Regions from separate parts of the Homo sapiens genome. Here region 2 is linked to region 1. The links are chromatin loops, found by intact Hi-C in ENCODE. Cell type or tissue: prostate gland. All regions are shown on one strand. Links, peaks and the distances in the headings refer to the core of each region. The heading gives the core; the rest is flanking DNA. Region 1 has its middle 58 kb from the start of TSHZ3-AS1. Region 2 overlaps TSHZ3 (teashirt zinc finger homeobox 3).

Region 1 (5,374 bases), core at 170-5,169:
TTGGCGGAAACCACAGGGGCTTGGTCCCTAGATGTCCCTCTGGCCCTGCTTTGAGATGGTGAGGCTCATGGTGTCACTTGTCACATCCTAGGGAGTGCCTTCTGAATCGTCCAAAGCAAAATATCACCATTACCATTTTAGAGATAAATGCATTTTATTCTATTCCCGTGTGTCTCAGATGGGGATTTATTAGAACTTTATACCACAACTTTTTTTCTTTTTGGAGACAGGGTGTTGCTCTCTTGCCTTCCTGGCTCTGCCTGAAGGTCAGGTTCAAGTCGTGTGTTTAGGGTTATGGTCTGGGATGAAAAGGGTCGTGTTAATGGGCTCGTAGGTGAATCTTTGTGCATCTTGAATAATTTCTGGCCTCAATTTGCCAAAGGGGGAATAAGCCCCAGTGTGAACTTCTCAGATTCCTCAGGGAGTGGCGCCCCTGATTCAAGGACTTCAAGTGGTGCAATCATAGCTTACTGCAGCCTTGAACTCCTGGGCTCAAGTCATCCTCCTGCCTCACCCTCCCTAGTAGCTGGGACCACAGCCATGCACCACCATACTCAGCTAATCCTTTTATTTTTTGGTAGAAACGGGGTCTTGTTATGTTGATGAGGCTGGGTATACCAGTTTCTTGACCTTTTAGGGGTTGCAGGCCCTTTGAGAGATACAGTCTCTCTCCTCAGGAGAAAGTGGATGCAAGCACCACTTAAGTGTTGCTTAAGATGCTTAAGTGTAGGGGGACATGGGCTCCCTGAGGTCCACCTCTAGGCCTTTGTGGTGGATCCCAGTTAACAAACACTGCTCTCCACTGCCCTGCAGAACCTGTAACTCACAGGACACCTGTTCCTCTCCAGGCTCAGGGGCCAGGGGTGCTTGTCAAGATGCTGTCAGCAGGAATTTGCTCAGGATCTTAAGAAAAGGAAGGGATTTGGGCTCATGTGACTGTAGTCTAGGATAAGGGGCTTCAGGCCCAACTGGACATGGGTGCTCAGTGATGTCACCAGGAACCTGCCCCTCCACCCTTCTCAGCACCCCACCTCGCTCTGACTCTGCCTTGGACTCAGGCACTTTTCCCTTTGTGGGTGACCCATCCTTGTGTGGCTCAGCAACCTTCAGGGGAAAGGGGCTTCCTTTCACAATAGTGACAGTAGGTGTGTTCCCACCTGTTTTCAGGCCCAGAGCAGCAGGCCTGGCTCTGCCTGAAGGTCAGGTTCAAGCCATATGTTTAGGGTTCCAGTCCGGGATGCAAAGGGCTGGTAGGTAATTCTCTGTGCATCTCGAATAATGTCTGGCCTCAGTTTGCTAAAGGGGGAATGAGCCCTAGTATGACCTTCTCAAATTCCTCAAGGAGTGGCACCCCTGATTCAAGGACTTCAATTTACAATAGGGAGAATCCTGATGAGAAACCAAGGTATGGGATTTTCTTTTCTTTTCTTTTCTTTTCTTTTTCTTTCTTTCTTTCTTTTTTTTTTTTTTTTTTTTTTTGAGACAGAGTTTTGTTCTTATTGCCCAGGCTGGAGTGCAATGGCGCAACTTTGGCTCACTGCAACCTCCGCCTCCCAGGTTCAAGTGATTCTCCTGCCTCAGCCTCCTGAGTAGCTGGGATTACAGGCATGGACCACCATGCCCGGCTAATTTTCATATTTTTAGTAGAGACGGGGTTTCACCATGTTGGCCAGGCTGATCTCGAACTCCTGACCTCAGGTAATCCACCTCCCTCAGCCTCCCAACGTGCTAGGATTACAGGCATGATCCACTGCACCCAGCCGGCTATGGGATTTTTGTGACCCACTGGGAGCAGGTTCTCCTAATGGGGCAGGCAGTGTCTCCTCCTCCTTGGGCCAGAAGTGTACAGGGTGGGCCATGCTGACCTTGAGAACCTCCTGGCCACTCTCTCCACAAGGTATAGCTGGGGACCCCTACCCCACAGTCAGAGTGGGCCTCTCTGCCCAAAAACTGCTGGTCCTTTTGATCATGACTTCCTATACCCTGTTATGGCTGCAGACCAGAATTTACTAGAAAGAGGAACCTTCGTTGACTGGCCCTGTCTCTGGCACCTGAACTGCGCAATGAATATTTTACCTGGCACAGGTTGCAAAATGTGACCCATGGATGGAATATGACCTGCCGATTTGTTTGGCTTGAGCCACACGGCTTAAAAAAAAAAAAAAAGAAAAACCCACAAAACTTGAATTCATTGCCAAACTTTGAAGATTGGGAGATTTCATACAACAGTGAGATTTCTGGCATCTCCGGATGCCACATTCCTGCATGACAGCAGGTGGCTGGAACCGGGCAGCAGCCGCCCATTTTAGACAGGACATCCGCTCTCTGGCTGGCCCTGGGCCCTGCTCCTCCCTATCTGTCTTGTAGGCTGGGCTCTCCCACAGGCGGGACTGAGGTGAGGATTTGAGGGCAGGTAGTTCATTTGACAAGGGAGCCTGGAACGTTCAGATAGGAGGGAGGAGGAGGCAGATGGGGAAAAAAAGGAAGCTAATTCCCAATGCATTAAGGAGCAAGCTGCCACTGTAGGCCACTGGTACTTGGTCCCCAGGAACCTCTGCAGGTTTGTGCAGGAAACTCTCATCTTTGAGTGGCCCCACCCCAGGATAAGGCAGCTGATGGTCCACCACCTCCTGCCTGTCACTGGCTGAGGGTGGCTTCCCTGTGCACAGGTGGAATATGTCCCCACAATCATAGGGCTTGCAGGAGGAAGGTTTTGGCCAGATGCAGACCGGGAAGATGAAGGAATGTGAGGCCATTTGGATACCCCTGCCTCCTGCTACATTTAAACCATTCATGCTCCCATCTCCCCACTGCACTCCTATTGGCACCTATTCTACATGGGGTCTTTGGTCGGGTGGGAGAGCTCCCAGCAAGGAGGAGTGACTTGCCCAAGGTCACACACTTCATGTCAGTGGCAGAGCCAAGGCTGGAGCTATGGGCCTCCCCCTCCTCCCCCACTGTTTCTGCTACCCCGTACAACTCATTCCATGGAGACTAGAGCTCTGGTGCCTCACTCATCCGTTTTATTTTATTTAGTTATTTAATTATTTACTTATTTATGTGGTTATTACCCATCTAGTTCCAGAGATAACTTAGGGCCTCTATACAGCTCATTAATTGCCTCATTGCTAGCTAGAAACAGTGGGACTGGCTGAGAGGGGTGGGGATGTGAGGAGTGGGGGGGACCCACAGGATCTGTGAGACATGGAAACCTGGAAGCCTGCTGCAGGGCACACTGTCCCCCCTCTCTTGGCCCCGCACAAAATGACATCATGCAGGAAGTGGCCCCATGCAGGAAGTCCCTCCCCCAATAAGTCCCCCACTTGCCACAGGGCACGTCTTGCCCTGACCAGCAGGACGGGGGCACTCCAGCTGGGGAGAAGGCAGCTTTCCTTCATGCCTTCGCAGCTCCTCGTGCTCGCTGCTGGGGGGCAGCCGTGGGCAGCGGGTGGCGAGGTTATGAATGCCAAGAGGAGAGGGGCTGCTGTCACATCTCCATGCAGCTTTGCAAAGCTTCATAGGATTCTCATCCAGTGCCCACACTCCCCACCCCCTGCCATTTCTTTGTCCTTCCTCCATGAAAATGACCTGTCCTAAAATTAGTGCCAGAATCCACATGGATTCTAATATAATCAAGGTGGGTTCAACGGCCTTGAGAATTTGGAGGAGAGTTTCCTGTCCCTGTCCTCCGGGACCTCCAAGTCCTGGCTCAGAGGCTGCAATTCTGAGCCAGCCATCTTCAGACCCCGGCAGGGCAGAGACCCACACCACCCTTCACGATGCTGTCTGCCCTGGTCATTTCTGCTCACCCAAGATGTCCGTGCCAGCACTGCCATCAATTAGTCCTGAGGAATGGACAAAGGGGGTTACAGGAAATTAATTTCATCTGGGTTTTCTCTCCTGAGGTCCTGCCTGGCAGTCAGCGCTCTCAACACCCACATGTCCGCAGCCCAACTGTTGCGTCCATCAGCTCTTGTCCGAGTTAACTATTCATTTTATGTATTTTAATTTGGGCAGAACATTTATTTGGCTTAAATTTCCTTTTCAGGGGTTGGAATGTGCCTTCCACTCACAGGCAGAGATGATCTGCTCGAATTTCGTCAGAAGGAGTTTAGTTTACAAAGATAGCAACTGAGCTATTAAAACCAACAACCCCTTTTAAAGCAAACAGACCATTAAAATATAGGAACAGTTTATGGCATAAATAAAATTGAGGATATAGATTATTTAAAGATAAGATTTTCAAGAAACAGGGATAAAAAAACATTTAAATAATTTCTCCACGGTATATATTTTTTTTACAAAGTGAACTTCAAAATGCAAATGCAAATTTTTTAAAAAAAAGCACAGAAAGACATTAAAAACCTATCTTACTAGTAAAGACATATGAAAACGACTTGACTTTTTCTTCTTGATCTGTGTATGATTTTTAAGAGGTGGAGTGGGAGGGGGGAGCTCTTCGAATTCATAAATGGTAGCATTTACCCAGCTCGTGAAATCACATTGTGGAAAAAGAAGCAAGACATTTGCTTCTAGATCATTCTTTGCAGCTGACTGACAGATACAACAATTTTGTCCATTAGTCCGAGCCATTGTCTTCCCTCAGCACTGAAGTACTGTACCGCGGAGGTAGATTTCCACTGCTATGCATATTTTAAGGGTTATTTGGCAACACGGGTAAAGCTAAAAGTAGCCTCTTAATCTAATTAATTGACATTTCTGAATCTTGCTTTCACAACAACACATGGTTTCATGTTCTGGGTTTTAGCACTTGTCAAGCTTTTTTGGAGAATGTTTTGGTCAGAATGACAAGATAATTTGTGACTGAGGCTCCAAGCTAGAGAAGTGTTTAAGGCTATAATGATTTATTATCATCACAGAATAACAAAATTTACAAAGTGTTTCATCAGAATTTTTGAAATAAGTTTGCCACCATAGGAGAATCATTGGGGTGGAGGGGGCTGGGCTCGCAGACAGGGAGGGTTCCGACTTCATATACAAACTCAGCCGTGACTGATGGCTTAACATCTCTCTATGAAATTTATCTCTGCACGTGCCTTGAGAGAGAAACCACAGAGTACTTTTGGAGGACAAGAGGTGATAGAACAAGAACACAGAGAAAATTCAGACCTCTCCCCCGGTTTCTGTAAGCAGGAAACCCGAGTCCCAGCTCCACTTGTAACGTATATGTGGCTGCAGTCAACGATGAATTTCTACATTTTGGCAACGGTCAGAGTGAAAGTAGTCGCACTATCTATAGAAACTTTGAGATGGAGAACACTTGGAGTATGCTACTGAAAATGCAAGAAACACATTTTTGAAAGGATGAAATAATATCACTGAGTGACAGTAAATTAACATGCTGACATTTGCA
Region 2 (5,374 bases), core at 53-5,052, 67 kb before region 1:
TTTGTAAATTGACTTGTTACAGGAGGGAGAGTGTAGGCACAAGAGCTGAGTGGGAGCGTTTCTGCAGGGGGAATGGAGCTGATTTTCACCCAGAGAGGGGCTCGCATGTCCTTGGTCATAACCTCCTGAGTTGGAGTAGTGTTAGGGAGGGCAGCTGCATTGCTCTTCGCCCTCCCTTGGTGGGAGTGGGAGGGAACAAATGCCCTGTTCATGTAGATCTCTCTGAGGCCCCAACTCCCAGACACTTTGAGTGTGGCCTTCACCCCTGGATTTATTTATTTATTTATTTATTTATTTATTTATTTATTTATTTATTGTGAGACAGGATCTCCCTTGTCACCCAGGCTGGAGTGCAGTGGCATGATCATGGCTCACTGCAGCCTCGACCTCCTTGGGCTCAGACAGTCCTCCCACCTCAGCCTCCTGAGTAGCTGGGACCACAGGCACACACCATCATGCCTGAGTAATTTTTCTATTTTTTGTAGGATGGGGTTTTGCCATGTTGCCTAGGCTGGTCTCGAACTCCTGGGCTCAAGCAGTCTACCCTCCTCGGTCTCCAAAAGTGCTGGGATTACAGGTGTGAGCCATGTGCCTGGCCTACCCCTGTTTTGTTTTGTTTTGTTTTTGTTTTTTGCCTTTATTCCTATGAGATAGTAAGTGCACTAGCCACTGTAATTGCAGGCCTGACCCAATATGGCTTTTTCTCTGCTTTGCATTGCATTCATATCACGGTGTTCATAAAATTAGAAATAGCGAGTTGTGCAGCTTTTTTGAAGAACCCCAGTAATCACAGTCCCCTAAACTGGAGTCCCCACCAAACTGAGACTAAGTAGGGATGGGTGATGGCCCTGTGCAAACTTCATGGCACATCTCCGTTCCCCAATACAGCTGATAATTTTAGTGGATTTGTGCCCCAATCACATCTGATGAGGGGTCGTCGGTCATCGTGGCTCCAAAAAATGTGATCTCAGTTTCTATCCCATGACATTATATTCAGTAAGTGAAAATGGCCTTGAGCTTTCAGAGCCCCACCAGCTCCGTGGTTCCCTTCTGCCATGGCAGTGTGGGGAATGCAGCAGTTAACACTGTTTATACATTCCAGGGGTATTAAGCAGTTAGGTTACTGGAATCGTGGCAGAGCGAGTGGGAGCCGCATTCTGGGTTGTGTCTCTGTAATCAATTACTAAACATATCATGAAATTCCAGATGTAATAATAAAGTTTATGATGATTATATTGTCAGGAGGCCGGGAACACACCACCTCATTGACAGCTGAAGGAAGCAAGAGAATCAGCCTAGGTTTTGCCTGTAATAGGAAAAAGGGTCTTCTTTTGCTCCCATCAGTGATTCTGCATACTTTTTGTGAATGGAAACATGCATTTTTTGGAGACTCAGTTAGAGGGGGAAAAGGGAGAGGTTGAGAAGGGAACACCCTTGGTTTTATGGGGGACATCTTCTTCACGTACCTCCTCTCCCTTCCTCCTCCTTGCCCCTGCCCAGAAGAAAGTGCCCGGGGGAGGTGACATCTTCTGCAGTCAGGGAGGCAGGCTTGGCTGGGGCCCAGCCGCTCTGCCCTTAGAAGCAGCCACCCCTCCTTACGAAGGTGCAGCGTGCTCTGGTGTGGAAACATAAAATGGACGTTCTGTGAAAATCAATTGACTGTCCCGGCTGGACCAGACAGCTCTGACACCACAGTAGGTGGCAGGTGGTGAACATAAGGTACCCAGAAACCTTGGCCGCAGTGACACAGTGAATGCAGCCGCTGGCCTCCTTCCTTGCAACACTATTTGTAGTTTCTTCTCTCTGTGCGTCCATGGCATTTCCAGAAAATGCATCTTGAGTTGACTTCCCTTCGTTATGACACAGCACTGCAAGCAGGGTCGAGCTGCAGTTGGGAAGTTTCAGGGCACATTTCGGCCACATCTGCTGGTACCAGTAGGACCGTGATTGTTTTGGTGGTTGTATGAGTGCAGATTAATTAAACAACAGTAACAAAACAGAACAAAACAAAAAAACAGCAATTCGCAGCAGATCTGAAATATCAGTGACAAAGACAAAAAAAATGATAAATAAGCTATTCCAGGCTATGAAAGAAAATTAATGCCCCTTTAACTCATCACTGCGCCAAAAGTAGATAATAAAGTGCTTACTATGAGAGCGGTTTTACAGACATGTTTCCTGAGGCTCTGGTACAGGTGAGCTCAGGAAGGCCTGGTGTCGCTCTGTCCACATTCCCCGCGTGCCCTCTGAATCTCTGATGCTTTGGTTCAGCCCGGGGGTCTCTCTTAGGCCAGGGTTACATGCGCCGTTTCCCTCCTTCAGTCCTTAGAGGGAAGGAGGGGGTATCCCTTTCGGTGAGTCATAACTCTGCCGTTGGGTTGGGCAGCTCTCATGTAGAAGGGAGATTTTAGGAAGCCCGTCTTTGCTAGAATTTGCCTGGCAGGCCCTGCGTTTCCCATTGTCCTTCTGCCACCATGGTGACTGGGGACATGCCCGTGCCTGTGGGGGACAAGCATGCATGTCAGTTTTTGGGCATGTCAATGCTGATTCCTGTGCCCTGGGGTACGGCCCACCTTCTCTCGGTAGAGCTGTGACCCTGCCAACAGGAAGTGCTGGGAAAACAAGCTCCTGACACCTCCGTCTGGGGTCTGGGGTCGCCTTCTCAGCGTGGGCTGCTTCATGACCCATAGGTGTTCTGGACTTTCCTCCCCCCGCCCAAGGATTAAACAGCACTTGGCTCCTTGTTAAAAGCACATTGATGTTTTGAGCCCAGAGGGAGGTGTGGATCACACAGCAGGTCAACAGCCTCCATTTTGCACCCCGCCATTCCCTGTGGCTGGTTAAGGTGGGAGTGGGTAGGGAGGAGAAAACAGAACTAGAGAGTGACATTGGGGCGATGCTGACCGAGGGTGTGACCCAGGCCAGGCCAGGCTGCTGTGGCCACTGACCTGCTCCTCCCTGCACTTCACATGGGAGCTCGGGCATTGGGAGCCGTCAGGCCAGTCCTCAAGGTACGGCCAAGCAGCCCGGAGGCCACCTCCCGAGGCCTGTGCTAGCAGCTCCTGGTCCATGCCTGCCGGTCAGCTCACTGCTCCACCCCTGCTAGGCGTTAGATGTTTCCAGAAGGCCTGAGGGCCAGGCAGGTGAGGGGCTTCAAGTTCACTCAGGGCAGCTGTTGAGAGTTTAGCGAGTTTTATTTTTGCCCCCAAATTTAAAAGTATCACGGAAGGCAGAGCTATTACAGAGAGAAACCAACCTTTTGGTTATCACACAGCAGCTTTTATGAATTAAAAAAAAAAAAAGGATCTTGACCCTCTTTGAAAGGAAATAAAGTAGGAACCCAGTGTTAAGGAAAACAAAAAAGCTGATATTACAGTTTTTATGATTACTCATATCCTAGGCTGGAGCTTGAGGAAACCAGTTATAATGGAATTTCATTTTTTTCTCTTCCTAGTTGTGTGTCTGCGCTCTTTTTTCCATTAGAATGAGGAGTGGTTCATACTTGGTGTGGAAAAAAAACACACAACAATTTTGGCATGTGATCCTTGCTCTTAGTTGACCCAACGCTGATGGGACTGAAGATAGAATTATGCGGCCTTGTAATTAATTATCGAGCTATAAGGGGAACTGTGGAGTGAAGAGAGAAAGGGATGGAGTTACACAGGGCGGTGTTCCTGCCTCTCTCTCCACAAACACCCCCACTCCCAAGTGCTGTACCCAGGTTTAGCTTTGACACCATAAATAATGCATCTTCCGATATTCAGAAGTGAAAAATCTAAAGCCATCTAGTGGTTCATTTTTATTGGTAGCCACTGTATTAGCACCATTTAAAAACACTATTTTATTGCTGTGAGTCTGCAAGTTGCCAGTAGCAGTTCACCAATTTCACCGGTGTGAGGTGAGGGGTAAGATGATGACCAAAAGCAGAGATGCCTCCACTCTGCCTAAATTAAATGTTTGTGCAAGTAAACTTGAGCGTGCCCATTGCCAGGGCTGACCTTATACCACTAAGTTCTTGCAGTGGCCTGGATGATTGTAATGGAGGTAACGTGATATAAATGTAAACTTTAGCCCTGCTTACACAGAATGCACAAGGCAGCGTGACACCTTCATTTCAGTAGTAAGAAATTACCATTGTCTCTTATTTCTTGCTCGGAGCTTGGGTGACCAAGCCAAGAAGTAATTACACAATTAGGGTTGACAAAGCAGTTCCTGTAACATTTCTTTCTCTTAAGTTTGGGTAGCTTATTTCAACTTCACATTTTCCATATCTTTGTCATTAATAACAAATATCCGTTTTCAGTGCAATACATGTGCCGCATGAAGATTGGGAGCCTAGTGTAATTTAATGATGAAATGTGAGCATTTCATTTTCTGTAAATGTGGCTCTTTGAAGTTTAAGGTAGACATCCAGGAGCTCACACGGCCCCTGTACAGGAAGTTGACTACCAACTCTTCCGCAAGTGAGATTGGTGAACAGTGATTGGGAGCCACTCCCGCTTAGGTGACAAAGATGTTTGAAAGGATATGCAGATATGTGACATGGCTTATCTGGAAGGCTGCCTCTTCAAAGTCATCTCCCATTACTATGGCTCCAGATAATTCTTTAATCTTAAATTGTGTTATCTGCAGTATGTATACGGTATTGTAATTAATTGTCACCAACTTAAAATATAATCTGTTTGGAGTTTATATACCATCTAGGCCTGACCCTTACCTAAAGAAGAAAACACCTCACAGTTTCTCTCTTCTTATTTGTTATTGGATATGAAAGGAGAGAGACACTCTCTACTAAAGAAAAATAGACCTGTTAAGATTTAACCCGCCATTCCTTGAATAAGATGTTCTCAGAACTTCTGTTTTGGTACCAGCTAATGCTGCAAACAAGCTTTGAAACATGGATGGCTCAGCTGGGAGGTGAATGGCCTGCAGGAAGGTTGGGCTCCATCAGCAGGGGCCAGTCCACTGAAGCAAGTCAGTCCTGCTGCCATTTGTCAGCCTGGGCTGGCCTTCCAGAGCCCATCCCTGGTGTGGGAGAGGTGCCAACGTGGCCCGCAGTCCCCGCTGTTTTATAGCTGATGCTATATGCACACACCCAAGGCTTTTCAAGGCTCACACTCAGAGAAGTGCCCACTGGTCTTCCCCTCAGGTGGACAGAGTGAGTGAGTTCCCTGCTCCATGAGCCTAGCACTTCGCTTTTCAGCAAAGGTGCCTTGGTTTTGGGTGGATCTTGTATAAATGAATTCTAGCTGGGGGCCTGGGCAAAAGTTATATTTCTTCTGACAGAGTTTGTAGCAACGTTTTTCTTAATTATTCTTGATGTTTTGCCCATTATACCATTAGCTTCTTCAGAGGACAGAGATAAATAGCTGGT

The links. A loop is a pair of places that touch in the nucleus more often than their neighbours do. Peaks named below come from ENCODE experiments on the same cell type or tissue, not always from the same donor. Only the 100,000 strongest peaks of a DNase experiment are listed, where the experiment ranks them.
Region 2: it touches region 1 in a loop (2.7-fold over the local background); 2 of 110 quality-filtered maps call a loop at or near these places.

What each region holds. Positions count from the first base shown.
Region 1 is chr19:31,261,503-31,266,876 of GRCh38, reverse strand. It overlaps a transcript of TSHZ3 not described here. Among named protein-coding and RNA genes, the nearest start is that of TSHZ3-AS1, 58 kb to the left of the region's middle. In prostate gland, for the core only: no CTCF peak of the experiment used is centred there; a DNase peak (open chromatin) is centred at 2,336.
Region 2 is chr19:31,328,049-31,333,422 of GRCh38, reverse strand. The region is part of intron 1 of TSHZ3 (teashirt zinc finger homeobox 3); the gene reads left to right. TSHZ3-AS1 (TSHZ3 antisense RNA 1) reads right to left here. Exons shown (of 3, transcript XR_002958388.2): 1 at 1-5,374. Among named protein-coding and RNA genes, the nearest start is that of TSHZ3-AS1, 8.9 kb to the right of the region's middle. In prostate gland, for the core only: no CTCF peak of the experiment used is centred there; DNase peaks (open chromatin) are centred at 1,649 and 2,472; H3K27ac peaks cover 2,485 bases.